Regions from separate parts of the Homo sapiens genome. Here region 1 is linked to region 2. Evidence: chromatin loops called from intact Hi-C (ENCODE). Cell type or tissue: gastrocnemius medialis. All regions are shown on one strand. Each heading gives the region's core, and the rest is flanking DNA. Links, peaks and the distances in the headings are about the cores only.

Region 1 (12,864 bases), core at 3,188-11,187, 60 kb after region 2:
CAATTATACATATACTTCCAAATCCTTAAGATGCGCAAACTAAACATCAGCAACTGGAGTTTGAAGCTTACACTACATTTTTAAACCTATTAGGTCATCCTGACAACCATAAAGAAAGAATTTTAATCAGTCAGGTAGAGCAAGGACCGACTAGCGGCTGATGGGTAGTTGCACTTCCAACCACAACAGTAACAACATGTTTTAAGTCTATGATGCATGCATTCTGCCTTCTATATAGCTTAAAGTCATTCTCCCATCTGATCCCTCATCTTTTTTTGTTTGTTTGTTTTTGGAGATCGAGTCTCGCTCTGTCACCCAGGCTGGAGTGCAGTGGCACGATCTTGGGTTCAAGCGATTCTCCTGCCTCAGCCTCCTGAGTAGCTGGGACTACAGGCGTGTGCCACCACACCCGGCTAAGTTTTGTATTTTTAGTAGACATGGGGTTTCACCGTGTTAGCCAGAATGGTCTATCTCCTGACCCTGTGATCCACCCACCTCGGCCTCCCAAAGTGCTGGGATTATAGGTGTGAGCCACTGCACCCAGCGCTTTTTTTTTTTTTTTTTTTTGAGACGGAGTCTCGCTCTGTCACCCAGGCTGGAGTACAGTGGCGTGATCTCGACTCACTGCAACCTCTGCCTCCCAGGTTCAAGCAATCCTCCTGCCTCAGCCTCCTGAGTAGCTGGGTAATCCCAGCACATGCACAGGCATGTGCCACCACGTCTGGCTACTTTTTGTATTTTTAGTAGAGACAGGGTTTCACCATGTTGGTCAGGCTGTTCTCGAACTCCTGACCTCGTCATCTGCCCGCCTCAGCATCCCAAAGTGCTGGGATTACAGGCGTGAGCCCCTGCGCCCAATTCCTCATCTTCTAACTATGATAAAGGTCATAAAGGACCGTGTATCCTAAAAAACACCAATTAATTCTTCTGTGATTGAATCCTAGACGGAGCTATGGCTTTAGATCAAGCTTTGTTTTGTAAATATTTTGTCTTTAAGTAAGTGGAGGTTATAATTATAACATTTGAGACCTAAATATCTCATAAAGCAATAACAATTTTTAAAATTCAAATTCAAAGCTTCTCGTAATAGGGATAAAATGTTCACACTTTTCAACTTGTTTTTAATAGAGATAATCAAGTTGTTTAGCAATTCTCATATAATTTTCTTAAAAAGATATTTCATTCTTGAGGAAAAATCTCATTGAAAGATATCTGGTTGGTTGAAGCAAATAAGGGAAAATTAAACTTCAAAAAATATTATTAAATGCTTTACAAATACTGGATTTTGATATATTTTCAACATTTACCTAATAAAATTGAAATACCAATATCTCACTAACAAATCTAAGCTTCGGAAGTTCACTAAAAGCATAATACATTATTGCATCTTCATGTCTCATTTCCCATCTTGCTGGTTTGCATCAAATTTAGCCTACTACAAAATAAAAAGACCTTAATCCTATACTCACAATAACCCTTCACACAGGCATATTCTTGGCACAAACCTGTGCAGAGACCTCCACGGTTACCAGCTGCTGCAGATTACCTTTGGTTAAAAAAAAATGACTAGACCTTTAGCTCCTGCAATGATCTGTAGACTCCCAAAGCTGCATATTTTCAGCCACTTTTGAGTTGCATGCTGTAGCAAAACAGTCAGCACCTCTCAATAGATATTGCTGCAGAGAAAGATTTTAATTCAGCACTCTTTCTGTGTTAGAAGTAACACCATTTTCCCCTAAAAACAAAACAGCTTAATATAGCCAGCCAGCCATGTAATTAAATATTTACTTATTATTTAGTGGGCATTCCTCAGGTGATAAGGGACTTCTTTTGTTTGGTGGGAGGGAGGGAACACTACCTACTTTGATGCCAATCACTGTAGGAGTTTCTCTTAAAACTTAAAATTTTCTGTGACCAAAAAAAGTAAAAAAAAAAAAAAAAAGTTGAAAAAAGAGAAAAACACTTAAAATTTTACTCACAAATGATCAGGCAACAGAAATAAGATCCCTCTTATCTTGTGTGTCAATACTTCTTTTTTTTTTTCTTATTTTTTCTTGCATCTTTGTTTATTCTCCCAGATCCTGTGCCCTACTTCTACCTAATACAATGTAGGCCATGAAGTTCTCTCCTACAACCTAAACTATCTCATCACAAATAATGCATATATTTATCTTTCAGAAGTAAATTTTCATTAGAAGTGTAATTACTAATATACATTTCTGAACATTCATTTATTTAAAAAAATTAAATATCCAGCCTGAGTACTATATACTATTTGCTATTTTAAGTGAAGAAGGTAGCACTACTTAATAAATAAGGCATATTATCAATTCTACTCCCACTGAATGAGATTATTCAACAATGATTACTCAATTAGACTGCCTTCTGATACTGTTCTCGCTATATGTGGCAGAAAAAGTCCTGGACATTATGAGAGGTAAAATAGCATTAGCCTCATGTGCCATAGGAATGAAATTTCCAAAAATATTTCAGTGTAGCCCTCTAGGCTTAAAATATGTTAAATATCATTTAATTTAGTGGTTTAAAAAATATTTGTTAAGTATCGTAATAATGAATACTAGGTTGCAAATTTCATCTAAATTTACTGCTACTGTTGAGTATCCACAGAATTATAGCTTGTGTAAGACAATTAACCAACCATGCACCTTGTAGAATGTGGTACTGGGGAGCTGATTCTGACAGCTCTGTCTTAAACTTAGACCCTCCTGGTTTTTTTTGTTTTTGTTTTTTTATTTGTTTGTTTTTGAGATGGAGTCTCGCTCTGTCACCCAGGCTAGAGTGCAGTGGCACAATCTCGGCTCACTGCAATCTCCGCCTCCCAGGTTCAAGCCATTCTCCTGCATCAGCCTCCCGAGTAGCTGGGACTACAGGTGCCTACCACTGCGCCCGGCTAATTTTTGTATTTTTAGTAGAGACAGGGTTTCACCATCTTGGCCAGGCTGGTCTCGAACTCCTGACCTCGTGATCCACCTGTCTCGGCCTCCCAAAGTGCTGGGATTACAGGCTTGAGCCACCGCACCCGGCCAGACCCTCCAGTTTTGTAAATTGAAATGGAAAAATTAAATTAGTTTGCAAATACAAGATACTGTCTAGCCTACAGATTTCATTACAAAATTCTGCCTTGTCATAATCCCCAAAATAATTCAGAACAAGGCACAAACCAGTGATTTTTTTTTTTTTTTTTGAGACAGAGTCTCGCTCTGTTGCCCAGGCTGGAGTGCAGAGGCACGATCTTGGCTCACTGCAAGCTCTGCCTCCCGGGTTCATGCCATTCTCCCGCCTCAGCCTCCCGAGTAGCTGGGACTACAGGCGCCTGCCACCATGCCCGGCTAATTTTTTACATTTTTTGTAGAGATGGGGTTTCACCGTGTTAGCCAGGATGGTCTCGATCTCCTGACCTCGTGATCCACCCACCTCGGCCTCCCAAAGTGCTGGGATTACAGGCGTTGAGCCACTGTGCCCGGCCTAAAATCAGTGATTTTTAACTTAGCAAAGTGGGCTTGGCATTTTATCCTTATGTCAAAACACAAGACTAGGCTTTCAGTGAAATATCAGATGAGAATTCTCCCTCTGCAGCATTATCACATGCGTCATCAATTACTGCCATGCCTAAGTCTAGCATCATGCCAGCACATTAAGACAGAAGGTACTATATGCAGTGTTCACTGGACCAGAAAGACAGAAATAAGAAAGGGAGGTGGGGAGAAAGAAACCCTAGAGAAGAAATTAAAAAAAGGCAGACCGTGCAATACAAACCAGATCATGGCTGCTTAGCTAATATGGGCCAACTGCTGTGGAAGAAAAATGTCGAACACCCCAAGTTGTGTAAATTTCTGTAAACATCTAAACACACATACAAACACACACAACACCAACCTAATTAGGAACATAAATATATGTTGATCCTTTACTATGTTGCAGTTTTGAAAATAAAAGCTAAAGTTAAAATATCCGTATTCTCTAAATTGCCTTCTTATTTTCCTGAGGAAGAAGCTAGTGTTTCTTAAGGGGAAGTGGGGGGCTTGTCATGATGGTTATAAAGATTAAGATTCCCTTTTTGACTTTTTTTCCCCACTCAAGTTTTACCAATAACTCACCGAAATCCTTATTAAATATGTACACTTAAGCACAAATAGTAACTGCTGACAATAATGACAAGTTTAGACATTTTAACAATAGACTGTGTTATTTAAAAATAACGGGTTTTTCAAAGTGAAAATAATGTTCAAAAATTAAGAAGTTTTTTTAAAACTAAGAGCCAGGTAAATAAATCTCCTTGTTCTATTGCTTGATATCATCAGTGTCCAAAACTAAGCAGTGTGAAAAGATAGAAATAATCAGCTTTTGACAAAAACCACATTTCTTAAGCTACAGAGACCAAACTTGCCATGTTTCACAACAGTCTGGTAAATAAAACATATTACTCCTTAAATGTTTTTAATATAACATTTAAAAAAAAATTTCCATACATATTCTACTTATGTAGGAACATTTCATACATAATTATATTGCCCAAGAAAGGTGAAGCTATAAAGGATCAAAATACATTTTACTCCTTTATTCAATTCACAAAATGCTAAACTTTAACTTGCTACCTTCAACAAAGTATCGGTATGGGCCAAAAAGATATTTTTCCATTGAAATTCTAATGTGTTTCTAGATTTTTTTGGACTGATTTCCCAACATATTAAATATTAGATTACATCCCAAGCTTTAATTGATTACTGTATGGCATGCAAGAAAACAACTCTAAACTGTACTATTGGTTATTAATAAGTTTAACTTCACTCACATCAAGTGTCACACGAACACTACCTAACTAACTAGCTAAGACCCGAAATTAAGCACTGATTATCTTACCGATTCTATAGGCTTGTCAAGTGACGCTTGTTCAATTTCCAAGTGTCCTTCCTCATACTGATCAAAGTGATTACCCTGAAAAAAGATGATTACAGTTATTTTTCAAAAGCAGTTAAGTGTCAAATCTATTAACAGCTTAACCAAACTAAGGATTATTTTTAACTTTTCTTTTTTTTTTTTAACCTAAAAGGACACTGCAATCGTTCATTTTCAGTACACAATCAAAACCACACCACAAATTCCAACTTTTTAAAAATTTATAAAAATGGGTCAGGCGTGGTGGCTCACGCCTGTAATCCCAGCACTTCAGGAGGCTGAGGCAGGTGGATCACCTGAGGTCAGGAATTCGAGACCAGCCTGGCCAAAATAATGAAACTCCATCTCCACTAAAATTACAAAAAATTAGCTGGCTGTGGTGGTGTGCACCTGTAGTCCCAGCTACTCAGGAGGCTGAGGCAGGAGAACTGCTTGAACCCGGGAGGTGGGGGTTGCAGTGAGTTGAGACTGGGCCACCACACTCCAGCCTGGGCAACAGAACGAGACTCCATCTCAAAAAAGAAAAAAAAAAAAAGAAAAAACTTTATAAAAGGCCGGGCGCGGTGGCTCACGCCTGTAATCCTAGCACTTTGGGAGGCCGAGGCAGGTGGATCACGAGGCCAGGAGATTTAGACCATCCTGACACGGTGAAACCCCATCTCTACTAAAAATACAAAAAATTAGCTGGGCGTGGTGGCAGGTGCCTGTAGTCCCAGCTACTTGGGAGGCTGAGGCAGGAGAATGGCGTGAACCCGGGAGGCGGAGCTTGCAGTGAGCCGAGATCGCACCACTGCATTTCAGCCTGGGAGACAGAGCGAGACTCCATCTCAAAAACAAACAAACAAACAAACAAACAAAAACTTTATAAAAATGTATTAGAGCTGGGCACAGTGGCTCACACCTGTAATCCCAGCACTTTGGGAGGCTGAGGCGGGAAGATCACTTGAGGACAAGAGTTTAAGACCAGCCTGGGCAATACAGTGAGACCCTGTTTCTACAAAAAAAAATTTTTTAATTAGCCACACATTGTGGTGTGAGCCTGTAGTCCCAGCTACTTAGGGGGCTGTGATGGGAGGATCACTTAGGCCAAGGAGGTCGAAGCTGCAGTGAGCTGTGATCAAGCCACTGCACTCCAAGCCTGGGGGACAGAACGAGATCCTATTTCAAACAAAACAAAACACAACTTATTAGGAATCTAGGCCTAGTAATCTGAACTTTTAGTCTCCTAACAAGTGTTGAAATTGTAAACTAAAACACTATCAACCATTTGGGACACCAACTCTTTTAGACTGACTACATTAGGAAGACTACAGAGTCTTACAAACAAAGAGCCACGCTGTTTTACCTTTTTTTTTTTTGAGACAAAGTCTCACTCTGTAGCCCAAGCTGGAGTGCAGTGTCACAATCTCAGCTCACCGCAACCTCTGCCTCCCAGGCTCAAGTGGTATTCGTGCCTCAGCCTCCCAAGTAGCTGGGACTACAGGTGTGTGCCACCATGCCTGGCTAATTTTTTGTATTTTAGTAGAGTCAGGGTTTCACCATGTTGCCCAGGGTAGTCTCAAACTCCTGAGCTCAGGCAATCCGCCCACCTCAGCCTCCCAAAGTGCTGGGATTACAGGCGTGAGCCACCGCACCCAGCCTGTTTTACTTTTTTATATGCAATATTGCATTAAATCTTTAATAATGAAGAAAACAAGTCATAGTAATGAAAATAAAACCTATTTTTAAATAAATACTGCTCAATCTGGTAACATTATTTTAAACTAAATCTGCTAAGACATTAAACTTTAAATCAACTGATACCTCCCGGCTTTTCAAGAAATTAAAAATAAGCTCTTGACAGTTTCCAAAGCAACTATTCCTCAAGATGATCTGCAAAGGAGATAAACATGCTTTATAATGATGTATTTGATCATAATCAAGCAAGTTGTCACTGCAACTAAAATAAGTAAAAACAGTTTCAACAAATGATAGCTGCAGACAACTAAGAAGTTATCTCTAATCATAGTTTTCACAGATCTCCTTGCTTCATCAGGAAGGAATAGCTCATAATTTGCTTTTAAATCAAAATATCAATTTTCTGGTTCCCTTCTTGTCTTAAAATATAGGGCATCAGGATTTGTGAGTCCCACAATGACCTAAATCAAAAGACTAAAGACTTCAGTCTTTTGGTCTAGCCTAAACGAATTCAGTGTGTGGAAAGATATGATAACTTGAATGTTAACCTAACAAAAAGTTACTTTGCCTTTTCAAGGTAAAATTAAAATTCTAATTCAATAAATAAAATCTAATGATGGGGAGCTCTAACATGTAATTTGCCAAATTGTATAGTAAGTATTACGTTTCTCTCACTAGACTGTGAAGTCCTTGAGGACAAGAACTGAGTCTTGTTTATCTCTTACACCTAATAACATGGCAACCAAACACTAGGGAACAATTAGGTGCTAAAATTGTGTGGCAGTGATGAACAAGTTCTAGAACAAGATGGTGGTGGTGGTAGTCGTACAATATTGTTAATGTACTTAATGCTACTGAACTGTATCCTTTTTTTTAAGAGAAGGGGGTCTCACTATGTTGCCCAGGCTGCCTTCAAACTCCTGGGCTCAAGGAGCCCAGCCTCAGCCTCTTGACCAGTTGGAACTACAGGCGCCACACCAGTACACTTGGCTTGGACTATATACTTTAAAATAGTTAAAGTGATAAATTTTATGTTACACATATTTTACCACAATAAAAATAATAAAAATAAAATTGTATGGCAAAGTCTATCCAAATAAAGAAAGGGAAAAAAAAGAAGAAAAATGGAATAGCAAGGGACAGGAGGAGTATGTTTTCCAAAGACAAAAAAAAAAAGGACTTAAAAGTGGGTATTTCAGGAATGAAAAAAAGCAGTCATGAACAAATGATTTTAAAAAATTAAAAACAGCTATTAATCCTGAAAGTCTTTTTGTTTTGTTTTGTTTGAGATGGAGTCTTGGTCTGTCGCCCAGGCTAGAGCGCAGTGATGCCATCTCAGCTCACTGCAAACAAGGCCTCCCAGATTCAAGGGATTCTCCCGCCTCAGCCTCCGGAGTAGCTGGGATTACAGGCACACGCCACCACACCTGGCTAATTTTTGTATTTTTAGTAGAGATGGGGTGGGGGGTGGGGGGGTTCACACCATGTTGGCCAGGCTGATCTTGAACTCCTGACCTCAAGTGATCTGCCCGCCTCAGCCTCCCAAAGTGCTGAGATTACAGATGTGAGCCACCAAGCGCAGCCTGAAAGTCTGTCTTCAATTTACCTCCAAACACCTGCTTCTTGGCATTTTAATTTCTACTGCAACACTCAACATTTTAAGTTACTTTAAAGGTGTTAATTGCAAAGTACTTCTAAATTACTAAATAATAAATATCCAAATACTGAGATTAACTCAAACCTCATTATAGTACAGAACACCAATGTACAGCTGAATATCGATTCTTTCACTCTACAGGTCTATACAATTTAATGATACAGGAATAAACCAGGCACAGTGGCTCATGCCTGTAATTCCAGCACTTCGGGAGGCTGAAGTGGGAGCACTGCTGGAGGCCAGGAAGTTGGACATCAACTTGGGCAACATAGCGAGCAAGACCTTGTCTATACAAAAAAAACTAGATGGGCGTGGTGGTGTGTACCTATAGTCCTAGTCCTATAGTCCTAGCTACTAGGGAGGCTGAGGCAGGAGGATCACTTCAGCCCAGGGGTTCAAGACTGCTGTGAGCTGACTGAGCTACCACATTCAAGACTGGGTAACAAACCAAGAGTCTGTCTCAAAAACAAAAAAAAACAAAAAACAAAACAAAAAAACCCTCATCCTAACAATAACTATGTACTACTTTTTTAAAGTAATTAAACCTTTAGTTTGTTTAGAGACAGAGTCTCTCTCTGTCACCCAAGCTAGAGTGCAGTGGAACCATCATAGCTTACTGTAACCTTAACTCCTGGGCTCAAGTAATCCTCCCACCTCAGCCTCCCAAGTAGCTAGGGCAACAGGCATACACCATGACGCCCGGCTGTTTTTTATTTTGATTTAGATGGTCTCAAACTCCTGGGCTCAAGTGATCCTCCTGCCTCTGCCTCTAAAAGTTCTGGGATTACAGGCCTAAGCCATCAAGCCTGGCCTAGAGTACTTAATTTAGGACAACTATGTGATGGTTTTAAACAAAAAGAGAATTGCCCCAAAATATATCACTATCAAAGATGACATTTAAAGCACAAACACAGATTATTAGAGAACTACCAAGTAAGTCTACAAAAAAGAAAATGGGCACCTTCTAGGAAAAACCATTTCAGCTCATCCTTGCTGCATGAAAAATCACACAAGTTTTTCCAAAAAGATAATGAATCATTAGCAAAATCATCTTTTAATCTTAGGCTTAAAGTTATTTTAGAAAACCCTTCTGTAGATTACAAACTACTGTCAGCAAATGCCAGGTTCCAAATAAGACATTTAACAAATTTCTAAATACAGTTAGCTAATTAACTTTTCAAATCATTCTGGATCTGTCAGATGCAATACAAATCAGGATTAATAATATAGACAGTTCAACAGAGAAATTTTAATGTTTTCAATTAACGGTGCTAGAACTAGGTGTCCATATACAAAACAAAAGAGCTTCAATCCATACTTTGAATAAAAAAAGAACCCAAAATGCACTGCAGACCTAAATGTAAAACTGAAAATGATATATTCTAGAAGAAAAAATACAAGAGAAAAATCTTTGTGACCACAGGCTAGGCAAATATTTTCGTAGAGACAACCCCAAAGCACAATCAATATATGGAATAAAAAATTGATGGCTGGGCAAGGTGGCTCACGCCTGTAATCCCAGCACTTTGGGAGGTCGAGGCGGGTAGATCACAGGGTCAGGAGTTCGAGACCAGCCTGACCAACATGGTGAAACCCTGTCTCTACTAAAAATACAAAAATTAGCCGGGCATGGTGGTGCGTGCCTGTAATCCCAGCTACCCAGGAGGCTGAGGCTGGAGAACTGCTTGAACCCAGGAGGCAGAGGTTGCAGTGAGCCGAGACTGCGCCACTGCACTCCAGCTTGGCGACAGAGCAAGACTCCGTCTCAAAAAAAAAAAAAAATTGATAGGCTGGACTGGGAGAAAATATTTACAAATCTTATTCCTTTTCAAAAAAAAATCAGAAACCAATGAATGCTGAACAAATCCATACCTGATTAAAAACCTGTATCCAGAAAATACACAAAATTCTCAAAAGAGGGGAAAAAAACAACCCAATTTTTAAAGTGGGCATAAGATTTAAACATTTCATCAATGACATACAGGTGGCAAGTAAGCACATGAAAACACATTCAACATTATTAACCATTAAGGAAATACAAACTAGAATCACAATGTATTACCACCACATGCCTATTAAAATGGCATTTAAAAAAAAATGCGGCAGGGCGCGGTGGCTCATGCCTGTAATCCCAGCAATCTGGGAGGCCGAGGCAGGAGAATCACGAGGTCAGGAATTCAAGACCAGCCTGGCCAACATGGTGAAACTCCGTCTCTACTAAAAAATACAAAAATTGGCCAGGCGCGGTGGTTCACGTCTATAATCCCAGCACTTTGGGAGGCCAAGGAGGGCAGATCACCTGAGGTCGGGAGTACAAGACCAGCCTGACCAACATGGAGAAACCTCGTCTCTACTAAAATAAAAATAAAAAATTAGCCAGGCGTGGTGGCTCATGCTTGTAATCCCAGCTACTCGGGAGGCTGAGGCAGGAGAATCGCTTGAACCCGGAAGGAGGAGGTTGCAGTGAGCTGAGATCGCGCCATTGCACTCCAGCCTGGGCAACAAGGGCAAAAAAAAAAAAAATTAGCTGGGTACGATGACAGGCGCCTGTAATCCCAGCTACTCAAGAGGCTGAGGCAGGAGAATCGCTTGAACCCGGGCGGCAGAGGTTGCAGTAAGCCGAGATCACGCCACTGCACTCCAACCTGGGTGACAGAGTGAGACTCCAGTCTCAAAAACAAAAACAAAAACAAAAAAAAACAACCTAATACCACTTCATTTGTTTGGAGAGACAGTCTCTCTCAGTTGTCCAGGCTGGAATGCAGTGGCACCATCATGGCTCACTCCAGCCTCAACCCTCCTTGGGGCTTAAGCAATCCTTCCCATTTCAGGCTCCCGAGTAGCTGGGACTAGAGGTGCACGCCACTACACCAAGCTAATTTTTGTATTGTTGGTAGAGATGGGGTTTTGCCATATTGCCCAGACTGGTCTCGAACTCTTGGGCTCAATCTGCCCATCTTAGCCTCCCGAAGTGCTGGGATTACAGGCGTGAGCCCTCCTCTGATAAAATTTCAGACGAGCAACTTTCATAGATTACTGATGGGAACATAAAATAGTACACTCAACTTAAAACACCTGTCTGTGAATGTTTTTAACAACTTTATTTGTACGCTAGAAACTATCCAAATGTCAACTGAGAAATGAACTTTAAAAACTATGGTATACCCCATACAATGAGATATTACTTGGCACTAAAAAGAAACAAATTATTCATACAAGTAGTAACAGAGATGAATCTCAAATTAATTATGCTAAGTGAAAAGAAGCCATACTCAAAAGGCTTCCATATATAGGACATTCTGGAAAAAACAAAGCTAAAGAAAAGAAAAAGATCAGTGATTGTCAGAAGCTATACACTGGTTGTTGTGGTGGCTGCACTATGATGCGTTTTGTCAATACTCAAATTGTACTTTTTTTTCACCGTCTTATGGTGCTGATGAACTGTACATGTAAATGGGCGAATTTCACTGTATCTTAATTGTACTTAAATTTTTTGAAAAATGGTGAAAACAGGCTAAATATTTCTGTATTTCACCTCTAAAAAATGTATTTTTTGAATACTTAAATTAAAATCCTGTTCCATAGGCAGATTGTAGTGGCAGTTATAAGAATCTATAAATGTGTTAAAATTCATAGAACTAGGCTGGGCATGGTGGCTTACACCTGTAATCCCAGCACTTTGGGAGACCAAGGCAGGCAGATCACTTGAGGTCAGGAATTTGAGACCTGACTGGCCAACATGGAGAAACCCCATCTCTGCTAAAAATAGAAAAATTAGCCGGGTGTGGTAGTACACGCCTGATATCCAGGTCCTCAGGAAGCTGAGGCAGGAGAATCGCTTGAACCTACAAGGCAGAGGTTGCAGTGAGCCAAGGTGTCGCCACTGCACTCCAGCCTGGGCGACAGAGTGAGACTCTTGTCTCAAAAATAAATAACCCCATGTTCTCACTCTTAAGTGGGAGCTGAACAATGAGAACACATGGACACAGGGAGGGGAACATTATACACTGGGGCCTGTCAGTGGGTGGGGGGCAAGGGGAGGGAAAGCATTACGACAAATACCTAATGCGTACGGGACTTAAAACCTAGACGAGGCTGGGCGCAGTGGGTCATGCCTGTAATACCAGCACTTTGGGAGGCCAAGACAGGTGGATCTTGAGGTCAGGAGTTCAAGACCAGCCTGGCCAACATGGTGAAACCCCGTCTCTACTAAAAACACAAAAAAATTAGCCGGGTGTGGTGGCGGGCGCCTGTAATCTCAGCTACTCAGAAGGTTGAGGCAGGAGAATCGCTTGAATGCAGGAGGCGGAGGCTGCAGTGAGCCGAGATCACACCACTGCACTTCAGCCTGGGCGACAGAGCCAGACTCCATCTCAAAAAAAAAAAAAAAAAAACCAAACCAAACCTAGATGACGGGTTCGTAGGTGCAGCAAACCACCATGGTACATGTATACCTATGCAACAAACCTGCATGTTTTGCACATGTATCCCAGAACTTAAAGTAAAATTAAAAAAAATATATTTCTATCAAAAAATAAATTCATAGAAATCCATATCAAATAAGTCAATACTACTGCATGTTAATTTTCAAAACTAAACTAAAAAACATGTAC
Region 2 (12,864 bases), core at 3,006-11,005:
AAAGTTATATAGTATGGTCCTCCTAGTTACCACTCCAGATACCTCTTATTTCTAGACAGAATTGGGCCAAATGGCAAAAGATACTGGCCAGAAACTTCTCAGCTTCCTACCTAAAAAGTAATTTTTATAAAGGCACAAGGACCTAATCAGAGTCAGGTTTTCCAAAATTGCCTATTTTATTCCAAAAGGCTACCAACGTCTGGCTCATTTGTCACGGAATACCCACGTGAAATTCTGTGAATTGTACCTGCACTTTTCTCTTAAATTCTAAAGAGGAACACAACTATAGATAATTTCTTCAGGTGAGAATAGAGAAACATGCCTGCCTATGAGAGAAGAGACAGCGCTCACAAGACCAAACACTGCAGATATGTCATCAATCTCTTGTCAAAGTCTGAGCAAATTCCATACCATACACAAAAATTCAAGTTAAACTCCAAAATGGGACATTCTAATTTGAATGGATTTAATTATCCATTTAAGCTGACTCAAAAGCTATGAGATGTCCTTATCTCTGAAAATTATACGATATGCTTTCTGAAGAGCTGCTAATAAATTAGATTATGTTATTGAACCACTAATGGTATTAACAAAAATTTAAGCCACATAGCACATTTTTAGTTGGGAAATACCTTAATTCAAGAAAAGGAGACTGAACCCCACTGGAAATGAAAAGATATGAAGATTCTGTTTTCCTGAAAAATCAACAGCATTTTTCCAAAACAGTATACATTTGTGGCACAGTACAGAATGGAAGGAACATTTCCCACAGATCCTTAATCACATGGTGGCTGGGATTTCCATTACACCTTCCAGAAGACCAGTAGAAAGGCAAGACCCTAACAAATGATCCAGTACTTGAAGTACCCATCCACATTAACTGTGGCTCTTTGGGTTAAAGACCACTCTAAATGGAAATGATATTCCAGTTCTTAAAACATAACTTAAACAGCATTATATTGGCAGAAAAACGTTTTACTGTGGACACAAAGTATTGCTCTACTATCACTGAAAAGATTAAGCCAAAGAAATGAGAATCAGGTAAATCTGAATGTGGATTATAAATGTGCAGAAAAGGTACACCCCAACAGCCACCCACTTCTCTTTAAGTGTAGACTTCAAGAGCAGAAACATTCTGCTCAGTGTCTATTAAAATAAGGCAACTATGACAATTGGGCTTTGCAGATCATCTGTAAAATGGCTCCCAAGAAATACGGCCTCTTTCTATAGTGGTTAGAACTTTTAAGATAGTCATCATTCTGTCAATAGTCAAGAGCAACAGTGTTCCTGCTCAACTGTGATTGAGTTGAGTAAGACACACATTTCTGCACAGTGTTCTCTAACAACAAAAGATAATACAAGGGTTTAACAAAATCTTTTTGTATCTTTTAGTGCTATGCTTCTCTCTACCATCAAAATAAAATTTGACACTAGGAGTTTATATTTGATGGAGTATACTAAGAATAATTCTGATTACTTTCTCGAGTATTTAAAATTGATTATCTACATTTAAATAAAACCCATTTTTCTCATGTAAAGGGGATTTCAAGTATCAGAAAACAGGCAGAATTTAGGGCAGAATATTTCCTACTGCCACTAAAATCCCATGTTCTACATTTACTCAGCTCTGAAGAGAAAACTTGATTTTGTCCCTTTAGGGTCTAAAGATTATCCATGGCGTCTTTCCCTCACCAGATAGCAACTCTGCTCTCCCAACAGGGACTGAGGCTTAGTCTTTCTTTGTAACTAACTATGCAATGTACACATAGTTGTCTATGACACAAAAGAGATGCGCAGTAAATATTTATCAAACTGGGTTGTGGCTCACACCTGTACTCTCAACACTTTGGGAGGCTGAGGTAAAAGGATCGCTTGAGGACAGGAGTCCAAGACCAGTCTGGGCAACACAGCAAGACTGTGTCTATAAAAAAAAAATTGAGATGGAGTTTCACTCTTGTTGCCCAGGCTGGAGTACAATGGCGCAATCTCAGCTCACCGCAACCTCTGCCTCCCAGGTTCAAGGGATTCTCCTGCTTCAGCCTCCCGAGTAGCTGGGATTACAAGCATGCGCCACCACGCCTGGCTAATTTTTGTATTTTTAGTAGAGACAGGGTTTCTCCATGTTGGTCGGGATGGTCTCAAACTCCTGACCTCAGGTGATCTGCCCACCTTGGCCTCCCAAAATGCCGGGATTACAGGCATGAACCACCACGCACGGCCAAAAAAATTTTTTTAAATTAGTTGGGCGCAGTGGTTATGTGCTTGTAATCCCAGCTATATGGGAGGCTGAGGCAGGAGGATTGCTTGAGTTCAAGGTCACAGTGAGCTATGATTGTGCCACTGCACTCCAGCCTGGGAAACAGAGCAAGAACCTTTCATTTTATTTTTTATTTCATTTTTTTGAGACAGAGTCTCCCTCTGTCACCCAGGCTGGAGTGCAGTGGCAGAATTTTGGCTCACCACAACCTCCACCTCCTGAGTTCAAGTGATTCTCGGGCCTCAACCTCCCGAGTAGCTGGGACTACAGACGCATGCCACCACACCCGGCTATTTATATTTTTAGTAGAGACAGGGTTTCACCATGTTGGCCAGGCTGGTCTTGAACTCCTGACCTCAGGTGATCCACCTGCCTCTGCCTCCCAAAGTGCTGGGATTACAGGTGTGAGCCACCACACCCAGCTGAACCTGTCTTTAAAACAAAATAAAAAAAGATGTGTTGTATCTCGACCACTATTTCTGGCTAAGCATAATCTGGCCTTCTTCAAATCTCAACCACTCCTTTTCCTCTTATGTCAATGATCCTGCATACCAAAATCACAGCCTCTTCTCTCCACTGTTTTTTTTCCCCCTCCCTCTACAACAAAACATTAATGTCTGTCTCCTCTCCCCTTCCTAACTGAAGTAATCATGCTGTAGTTGTTGCTTGCCCGGGTCACCCTAATTCATGTCTCAGTGTTTGATGTTCATGGATGAGATCACCCAAGAAGATATCACCAGGTGGTGGGTGAGAGAAAAGACCAGGAGAGAATATAGAATGTTTCAGTATTAAACTACCCAGTGAAGGAAGATTATAGATGAATGGTTAGGGAAAGCCACGTTACTGAACATTAGATGTAAATTCTTTCTTTTACCATATGCCTATTAGTAAGTGATGAAAATTAATTTTATTCAGTAAGAAAAAACCAAGTATTTGGTAAGAGAGAAAATTAGATACTAATGCCAATTACAGATAGTGAAAAACTGAGAGAAAAAGAAAAAAATACAAATTCTTTTTCTTCTTATTTTTGAGACAGAGTCTCCCTCTATCACCCAGGATGGAGTACAGTGGCATGATCTCAGCTCACTGCAACCTCCGCCTCCCACATTCAAGCGATTCTTGTGCTTCAGCCTCCCACGTAGCTGGGATTATAGGCTCCCACCACCATGCCCGGCTAATTTTTTGTGTTGGGATTACAGGCATGAGCCACTGTGCCCAACCCAAATTCTTTTTTTTCCTTGAGACAGAGTCTCACTCTGTAGCCCAGGCTGGAGTGCAGTGGCGCGATCTTGGCTCACTGCAACCTCCCGAGTTCAAGCGATTCTCCTGCCTCAGCCTCCTGAGAAGCTGGGACCATAGATGCGTGCCACCACACCGGGCTAATTTTTTTGAGATGGAGTTTTGCTCTTTTGCCCGGAATGCAGTGGCATGATCTCTGTAGCCTCCACCTCCTGGGTTCCAGCAATTCTCCTGCCTCAGCCTCCCAGGTAGCTGGAATTACAGGCACGTGCCACCATACCTGGCTAATTTTTGTATTTTTAGTAGAGATGGGGTTTTGCCACGCTGGCCAGGCTGGTCTCAAATTCCTGACTTCAAGTGATCTGCCCGCCTTGGATTCCCAAAATGCTGGGATTATAGGTGTGAGCCACTGTGCCCGGCCAGGCCGAATAGTCCAATATCAAATTAATTTGTCATAAAATTACCATGTAATGCTTGTTTTGCTATTTTCAGGAATTCAGCAAAACTCCTTAAAAGTATGGTATATTCTTTAACAGCACCAAGTATGCCTGCTTTAAGGCATATATATATATATATATATATGTGTGTGTATATATATATATGTGTGTATATATATATGTATATATATGTGTATATATATATATGTGTATATATATATGTGTATATATATATATGAACATATACATACACACATGTACATATGTATATGTAGTACATATTTTCACCACCACTACCACCATGAAAACTTAAGCTGGTTAATGAGGTTTTAAAAATGACTTAGAGATAGACTTCATATACCCTAAAATTTACCCCACCCCCCTTTTTTGGAGACAGGGTTTTGCTTTGTCACTGCACTGGAGAGCAGTGGCACAATCAGAGCTCACTGCAGCCTCGACCTCCCAGGCTCAAGTGATCCTTCCCACCTCAGCCTCTCAAACAGCAGGGACTACAGATGCACTCCATCATGCCCTGCTAATTTATTTTTATGTTTGTAGAGACAGGATCTCCATATGTTGCCCAGGATAGTCTCAAACTCCTGGGATCAAGGGATCCTCCTGCCTTGGCCTCCCAAAGTGTTTACAGGCGTGAGCCATTGCTCCTGGCCCAAATTCACACATCTAAAGTGTCAAATTTAGTGGGTTTTAGTACATTCTTAGAATTGTGCAACTATCACCACTATCTAATTTTAGAACATTTTCATTACTCCCAAAAGAAACCTCATACCCATAAGCAGTTACTCACCATCTCCCCTTTGCCTAGCCCCAGGAATCTACTAATCAGCTTTCTGTCTCTATACATTTGTTTATTCTAGACTTTTTATATAAATAATACAATATGGGGTCTTTTGTGATCAGCTTCTTTCACTTAGCATACTATTTTCAAGATTCATGCATGTTGTATATACCAGTAAGTCCTTCCTTTTTATTGCTGAATAATATTCCATTGTACAGATGTACCACATTTTATCCATTTACCAGTTGATGGACATGTGGGTTATTTCCCTTTTTGGCTATTATGAAGAATGCTGCTATAAACATTTTTAGGCAAGTTCTTGTGTGGACATATGTTTACACTTCCCTTGGGTATATACTAGTAATATGGTAACTTTGTATTTAATGTTTTGAGGAAGTGTCAAAAACTTTTCCACTATCTTTTCACTATCTCATCAGCAATGCAGGAGGGCTCTAACTTCTTGATATCTTCTCCAACACTTTGTTAGAGTACCATTTTTATTTTAGCCATCCCAGTGGGTATGAAATGGTATACATAAATTTTGTGGTTTTGTAGATAATGAGCTTTAAGTATACAGGTTGAGTATCCCGTATCTGAAATACTTAGAACTGGAAGTGTTTTAGATATTGGGCTTTTTTACATTTTAGAATATTTGCATTGTATATTTACTGCTTGAGCATCCCAAATCTGAAAACCCAAAATGCTCCAATAAACACTTCCTTTGAGAGTCATGTTGGCATTCAAAAACTTTCAGATTTTGAAACATTTTGGATTTTAATTTTTTGAATTTGGGATGCTCAATCTGTATTTACATAGCACTCCAAGAAGATATCTGGGGACAAAGATTTGCCCCATAGGTAAAATCTGAAGGCGGATAAGTCATAAGAGCTGCCTGGGTCCAAAGCAAATGGCACAACAACAACCCAGTTCAGAGCTCTTTACAGTACTGTCACTAAAGAACTTATTACTTAGGTTGCTTTAACTTTTCTGACTACAATAGAACAAAGAGTCTAATCCCAGCATCTCTACCACAGTGCATCACTGTGATAAATTAAGTGTAAGGGGCAGAAAGGTTGAAACTGTAGAACAAAAGTAAGGCAGAATCATTTTTAGTCAACTGGGATTGAGTGCCAAAATGAAGAACAGTTAGAAATACATAACAAGAGAATGCCTGGTTTACCCTGGCAACATTAGGTCCTGAAGTGTCTGTTTTGAGGGTTACCCCTAATCACAAAAGCAGACAGCTCCCCTAAGCAGAAGGGGATTTTTTCAACAGTTTTGTTGTTTTTGAGACGGAGTCTCACTCTGTTGCCCAGGCTGGAGTGTAGCGGTACTATATTGGCTCACTGCAACCTCTGTCTTCTGGGTTCAAGCGATCCTCCTGCCTCAGCCTCCGAGCAGCTAGGATTACAGGCGTGTGCCACCACGCCCAGCTAATTTTTTTTTGTATTTTTAGTACAGATGGGGTTTCATTTCACCATGTTGGCCAGGCTGGTCTCGAACTTCTCACCTCACGTGATCCATCCACCTCGGCCTCCCAAAATGCCGGGAATACAGGCGTGAGCCACCATGCCTGGCCTTCAGCAGATTTTTTTTTAAGGTTAGCTATGTCGTGATTGCTGGGTATAATAAGTTTACTCCCAACATAAGCAGAGGGGAATGAATACATAAGACTTAACAGGTGAAAAGGCATGAAACATGCTAAATTTTTGGAAGACTGGCCAAATGATGTCAATTTTCTTATTAAGCAAAACAGACCCCAAGAAAATGGTATGAACAGTGGTATAGAATACCACTGAACCCAACATTTTCACCTCTCTGCTATAGGTTATTAAAATAAAACTACAACATGTTCAAGTGCTGAGATGCACTCCTTTCTTCAAACCTGTGTTGTTTCTTAAAGCATAATCCCTGAAGAGAACTGTGCTGTTTAAGTAATACATGTTATTGGGTAATGAAACAGTCAACTAAGAATAAGTAATCCTGTCAAAAAGCAGTTGCAAACAATTTAGACAAAGTTAATTAAATCATGTATTAACAGATTATATCCTGTACAAATCAGAATACAGTCACTGGTGGCTGCTAGAGGCTTCATCTGTTTTAGTTCTGCTATTTAAAGCTCAGGGAACTACTGTTTTTGTTCACAACTGAAACAGACCTTGGAATTAAATAAGACTTTAGTCCTTTTAGAAAATGTAAAAAGTATAGGAGTTTTCATACTACAGGTATTTTAGCAGAAAGAAGAGGGAGGCTAAAAGCATATTCCTCTGACTGAGATACTGAATCCTACAGTTAAAGGAATTTTTTTTTTTTTGAGACAGGGCCTTGCTCAATATATTACCCAGGCTTGAGTGCAGTGGCACAATCTTGGCTCACTGCAATGTCCACCTCCTGGGCTCAAATGATTCTCCTGAGGAAAACTCTAAATTTCTGTTCCTTGGTAATGTTATGTTACTGCGTAATGAAACCGTCAAGTGTCAAGTAAGAGTAAGTAATCTTGTCAAAAAGCAGATGCAAACAGTTTAGACAAGGTCAATCCTGTCAAAAAGCAGTTGCAAACAGTTTAGACAAAGTTAACTAAATCATGTATTAATAGACTCAGCCCCTCTAGCAGCTGGGACCACAGGCAACTGCCATCACATCCAGCTAATTTTTGGGGGCATTTTTTGTAGAGACCGGGTTTTGCCATGTTGCCCAGACTGGTCTCGAACTTTTGGGCTCAAGTGATCTGCCCGCCTGAGTCTCCTAAAGTGCTGGGATTACAGGTATGAGCCACCACGCTTGGCCTAAAGAATTTCTGAAGATGCTTTACAGTACCAGATTTTGATAATCTGGATCAGACTACCAGAGACTGAAATCGCAAGGAAGTTGGTCCCAACACTATTAGCAAGGAGGCAGCTTTTCAATGTGCCAGTTCCCCAGTATCAGTCAGAAGCCACGGGAACCTGTGTGGGAAGGAAGGAAAAGCATAGGCCTGAGTCACAAATTCAAATGTTTACAGGAGTTTGGCAGGTAACATAATGAGTCACACAGATTGGTGTAAGAGAAAAGATGAAGTGGAGATCACAGCTAGTTGCAGAATGAGCAAAGAGATGGCAACTGTTCAGCTTTAGTCAACTGTTATGTTGAAATGTAGGCCCAATGTTGTCTGATAATTTTAATTTTTCAAGATAAGCCAAAGCCTAAATTATGTAAAATTGAATTTTTAAAATTTGGGAATCAACTGAAATTAAAAAGGGAAAAACTAATAATGTGAAGGCCAGATAAAATATATCTATGAGATAATTTGTGACCTCTCTAGTTTATGTACTAGGAGGACCTTTAGTGGCACAAACAAGAGGCTAAGATTGGAAGAAAAATCCTGAGTAGGTAACAAGGTACAAAGGAAGCAGCCAAAAAGAGAGAAAGAGAGAGAGAGAAGAAAAGAAAAAGAGGAAGAAAGGAAGGGAGGAAGGGAGGGAGGGAAGGAGGATTGACTATAAAGGTGGTGCTGCTATTAATTAATTTACTTTTGGGAAACAATATTCTTTGGAGTTTGAATTTTAGGCCTCTTGAAATGCTAAAGAAAATGATTCTACTGTCATATCCATCAGCAGACAAATTTTTTAAAGATATGCAAAATAATTAAGGAGGCAAGGACGTAGGGATAGAAAAATCTGTAGTATCAAATTTGTCTGTAACTTACACTAAGCCAACAAAGGTAGGAGATGATCAGTGCTAATGTCTTTTTTTTTTTTTTTTGAGATGGAGTCTTGCTCTGTCGCCCAGGCTGGAGTGCAGTGGCATGATCTTGGCTCACTGCAACTTCCACCTCCCGGATTCAGGCAATTCTCCTGCCTCAGCCTCCCCAGTAGCTGGGACTACAGGCACGTGCTGCCACGCCCGGCTTTTTTGTATTTTTAGTAGAGAGGGGTTTTCACCATGTTAGCCAGGATGGTCTCGATCTCCTGACCTTGTGATCCGCCAGCCTCGGCCTCCCAAAGTGCTGGGATTACAGGCGTGAGCCACCGCGCCCGGCTAGTCAGTGCTAATGTCTATTGAGCATTCAGGTGTTATCAGAATTAACTCATGTAAAAAGGAATCATATATTGGATTTCTTCAGAAATGGAAAGGCCTACTCTTAGAGATTTCAAAATGTATTAACATCGATCACTTGAAAACTAGGGTTAAACTACTGAAAAGAGCCAAAATACTTAATCAGCTTCTGTATCTCTGAAGATCAAGCTGGGTCTTAATATTTTTGTGTTAACAACTCTTCGTAAAATCTTGGAAAACCTGAGAAAAACTAGTGAATATAAAGAGGCACATAACACCCCCGCATCCTGTCAGGAAAAAAACAACTCAAACCTTGAATGAGGGTGACCATATAGCTCCTTTTGGAGAGATTATTTGTGCTTATTAAAGAGAAGGGTATGTTTAGGATCCTGCCTCTACTATAGTTTACTACTAACGTAATACATTATTTCTCTGAAAAATATTAATGGTGAAAATCTGATAGAAGATGCAAACTAGGGATTGCTAATACAGGGTTGAAAGTACTTACCTATTATCTCAGATTCATAATAATCCTGTGTGCCTTCCTGGAAGACAAGACAGGGTGTCTTTATGATTTTAGAGCATGAATTTGGAAAAATGGTAGGTCCATTTGTATGTTAAGTTCATGTCCATCAAAGAGGAATGAAAAATATGTCCTTCCTCCTGTTAGGGGTTATGTGGCTGTGTTGTACCAAGGTCAATTAAAGATTCCTTAGAAATTATTTTTTTTTGTTGTCCGAGACAGGGTCTTGCTCTGTCACCCAGGCTAGGGTATAGTGGCATGATCACAGCTTATTGCAACCTCAAACTCCTGGGCTCAAGCGATCCTCCTGGCTTAGCCTCACAAGTAGCTCGGACTTACACTACATGTGCGTGTCACCACATCAGGGTAATTTTTTTTTTTTTTTTAGAGAGACAGAGTCTTGCTCTGTCACCCAGGCTGAGGTGCAGTGGCACGAGCATAGCTCACTGCAGCCTTGAACTCCTGGCCTCAACAGATCTTCCTGCCTCAGCCTCCTCAGTAGCTGGGATTATAGGCATGAGCCACTGCACCCAGTGGGTTCCTCAGACATTCCAAGTTCAGGGAAGAGACGAACTATGAAAAATTTAGTGCTGTGCTTCTTTTGTTTATATATTTATAACATTCTGTTTTGAGATCCTACTGTTTGCATTAGAACAGCAGTATGAAGAAAGGTGAAAAAGCCTACCTTTCAAGCAAATGAAGAACATTTCACCAAAAACCAAAACCAAAACCAAACTTGTACTACATGGTTTTTTTTTTTTTTAATGCGTAAGATGAGCTTTTAAGATGAAGAAATAAACTCACATGCATTCATTCATCATACCAGCTAAAGATTTTTCCTAGACCAGGGATCACAGATATATATTCTGTATTAGTGAACAGGCAGTCCATGAGTTCTCCATGGGTAACCCTTAATTTTGTATTTTTATTTTGATGGTACTCTAAAGAAGAGTAATAAGTGAATATTCTGGATCACCTAGATGAGCACTTTATAAATGTTTACAACATAACTTGGGACTTAAAATGACAATAATTTGTTTGTACTAAGGTCAAATGACACCACAATATCATATATATACGAAAGTTTTTAATTAATTCTGATAGAATAGGGTTTTCAACTGCAGCACTATTAACTGCCATTTTGCCTCTTTGTTTCAAGGAGCTTTTCTGTGCATTGTAGATGTTACCAGCATTGCTGGCCTCAACCTACTAGATGCCAGTAGTATCACACCCTTAGTTGGGACAACCAAAAATGTACAGAGGCATTGCCAAGTGCCTCCAGAGTGACAAAATCTCCCTAGTTTGAGAGCAAATGCAATAGAGAAAAGTGGTGGGAGAGCTGAGGTAACACAAGGTGTGCAGGAGAATAAACATGTCAAATTCAAATGAACCAAAGATGTAACAATTTCTACTACATTCAGGTTGAGGACAGTGTCACTAAAACATTATCATACAACACATTAATGCTGTCAATGTGAATTTTATTACATTGTAAATCTGTTTTGCTTTTTTTCCCTTAAAAGGCAAGTCTATACATTATTGAAGTTTGAATTATACTTTTTCCTGGTTTACTTTTTTCTTTATTTTTGAGATGGAGTCTTGCTCTGTCACTTAGGCTGGAGTGCAGTGGTGCCATCTTGGCTCACTGCAACCTCCACCTCCCAGACTCAAGCAATTCTCCTGCCTCGAGCAGCTGGGACTACTAGCCAGGCCACCACGCCTGGCTAATTTTTTTTATTTTTAGTAGAGACGGGGTTTCACCAAGTTGGACAGGCTGGTCTTGAACTCCTGACCTCAACTGATCTGCCCGCCTTGGCCTTCCAAAGTGCTGGGATTATACTGTGTGAGCCACCACACCCAGCCTATTGTTTTCTAGTTAAAACTTTTTTTTCTTTACAAAAATTAGCCGGGCGTGGTGGCGCATGCCTGTAATTCCAGCTACTCTGGGGGCTGAGGCAGGAGAATCGCTTGAACCCAGGAGGCGGAGGTTGCAGTGAGCCGAGATCGCGCCATTGCACTTCAGCCTGGGCAACAAGAGTGAAACTCCATCTCAAGAAAAACAAACAAACAAAAAAACCTTTTTTTTCTTTTCTTGAGATGGAGTCTCGCTCTGTCACCCAGGCTGGAGTGCAGTGGCACGATCTCGGCTCACTATAACCTCTGCCTCCCGGATTCAAGTGATTCTCTTGCCTCAGCCTCCTGAGAAGCTGGGACTACAGGTGCACACTACCATGCCCAGCTAATTTTTGTATTTTCAATGGAGATGGGGTTTCGCCATGTTGGCCAGGCTGGTCTGGAACTCCTGACCTCAGGTGAACTCCCCCTCAGCTTCCCAAAGTGCTGGGATTACAGGCACGAGCCACCGCACCTGGCCTCTTTTCTAGTTAAAACTTGACTCTGAAGTCATCGACTAGTGTGTAACCTTTCTTTCTTTTTCTTTTTTCTTTTTTTTTTTGAGACAGGGTCTTGCTCTGTCACCCAGGCTGAAGTACAGCGACATGATCTTGCCTCACCACAAAATCCGCCTCCCAGGTTCAGGCAATTCTCGTGCCTCGAACCCCCAAGCAGCTGGGATTACAGGCGTGCACCACCATGCCTGGCTAATTTTTGTAGTTTTAGTAGAGACAGGGTTTTGCTATGTTGGCCAGGCTGGTCTCGAATTGGCTTCATGTGACTCTGTCCATCTCAGCCTCCCAAAGTGCTGGGATTATAGGCATGAGCCACTGCACCTGGCCTAACCTTTCTAATGCCATTTTTCCACCTAAAATATCTTTTCTGTTAATATATCACAGATATTTCTTAATTGAAAAAATTCTCAAGAACCCCAAAACTTGAGTATATACTTAGATACTAAATGTCTTAATTAAATAAAGATAATCTGAAAGAGTTTTTTATTTGTTTTGTTTTTTTGAGACAAGGTCTTGCTCTGTTGCCCAGTGTGAAGTGCAGTGGCATGATCATGGCTCACTGCAACCTCAAACTCCTGGGCTCAAGCGATTCTAACACCTCGGCTTCTGGAGTAGCTGCGATTACACATGTGCCACCACACCCAGCTAATTACATTTTTTGTAATTAGCTTAGATTGGGGGGCAGGTCTTGTACATTGCTCAGGGTGGTCTCGAACTCCTGGGCTCAAGTGATCCTCCTGCCCTGGCTTTGCAAAGTGCTGCGATTACAGGTGCGAGCCACCGTGCCTAGCCTAAAATTTTTTTTTTTTTGAGACGGAGTCTTGCTCTGTCACCCAGGCTGGAGTGCAGTGGTGCGATCTCGGCTCACTGCAAGCTCCGCCTCCCGGGTTCACGCCATTCTCCTGCCTCAGCCTCTCCGAGTAGCTGGGACTACAGGCGCTCGCTACCAGGCCCGGCTAATTTTTTGTATTTTTAGTAGAGACAGGGTTTCACCGTGGTCTTGATCTCCTGACCTCGTGATCCGCCCGCCTCGGCCTCCCAAAGTGCTGGGATTACAAGCGTGAGCCACCGCACCCGGCCGGCCTAACATTTTTAAATTATAAATACTTTGAAAAACTGGAAAAGGTCCTGGATAGAAGTATTCACTGTTGAATTTTTCTTTCCTGAAA

The links. Peaks named below come from ENCODE experiments on the same cell type or tissue, not always from the same donor. Only the 100,000 strongest peaks of a DNase experiment are listed, where the experiment ranks them.
Region 1: a loop joins it to region 2, with 2.2 times the contacts of the local background. A loop is called at or near these places in 4 of 110 quality-filtered maps.

The regions. Positions count from the first base shown.
Region 1 is chr17:44,469,948-44,482,811 of GRCh38, forward strand. It overlaps GPATCH8 (G-patch domain containing 8), which reads right to left. Exons shown (of 8, transcript NM_001002909.4): 2 at 4,882-4,956. Among named protein-coding and RNA genes, the nearest start is that of GPATCH8, 27 kb to the right of the region's middle. In gastrocnemius medialis, for the core only: no CTCF peak of the experiment used is centred there; no DNase peak of the experiment used is centred there; H3K27ac peaks cover 3,234 bases.
Region 2 is chr17:44,410,003-44,422,866 of GRCh38, forward strand. The region is part of intron 6 of GPATCH8 (G-patch domain containing 8); the gene reads right to left. Among named protein-coding and RNA genes, the nearest start is that of ITGA2B, 27 kb to the left of the region's middle. RefSeq lists an enhancer at 11,181-12,154. In gastrocnemius medialis, for the core only: no CTCF peak of the experiment used is centred there; a DNase peak (open chromatin) is centred at 7,689; H3K27ac peaks cover 2,133 bases.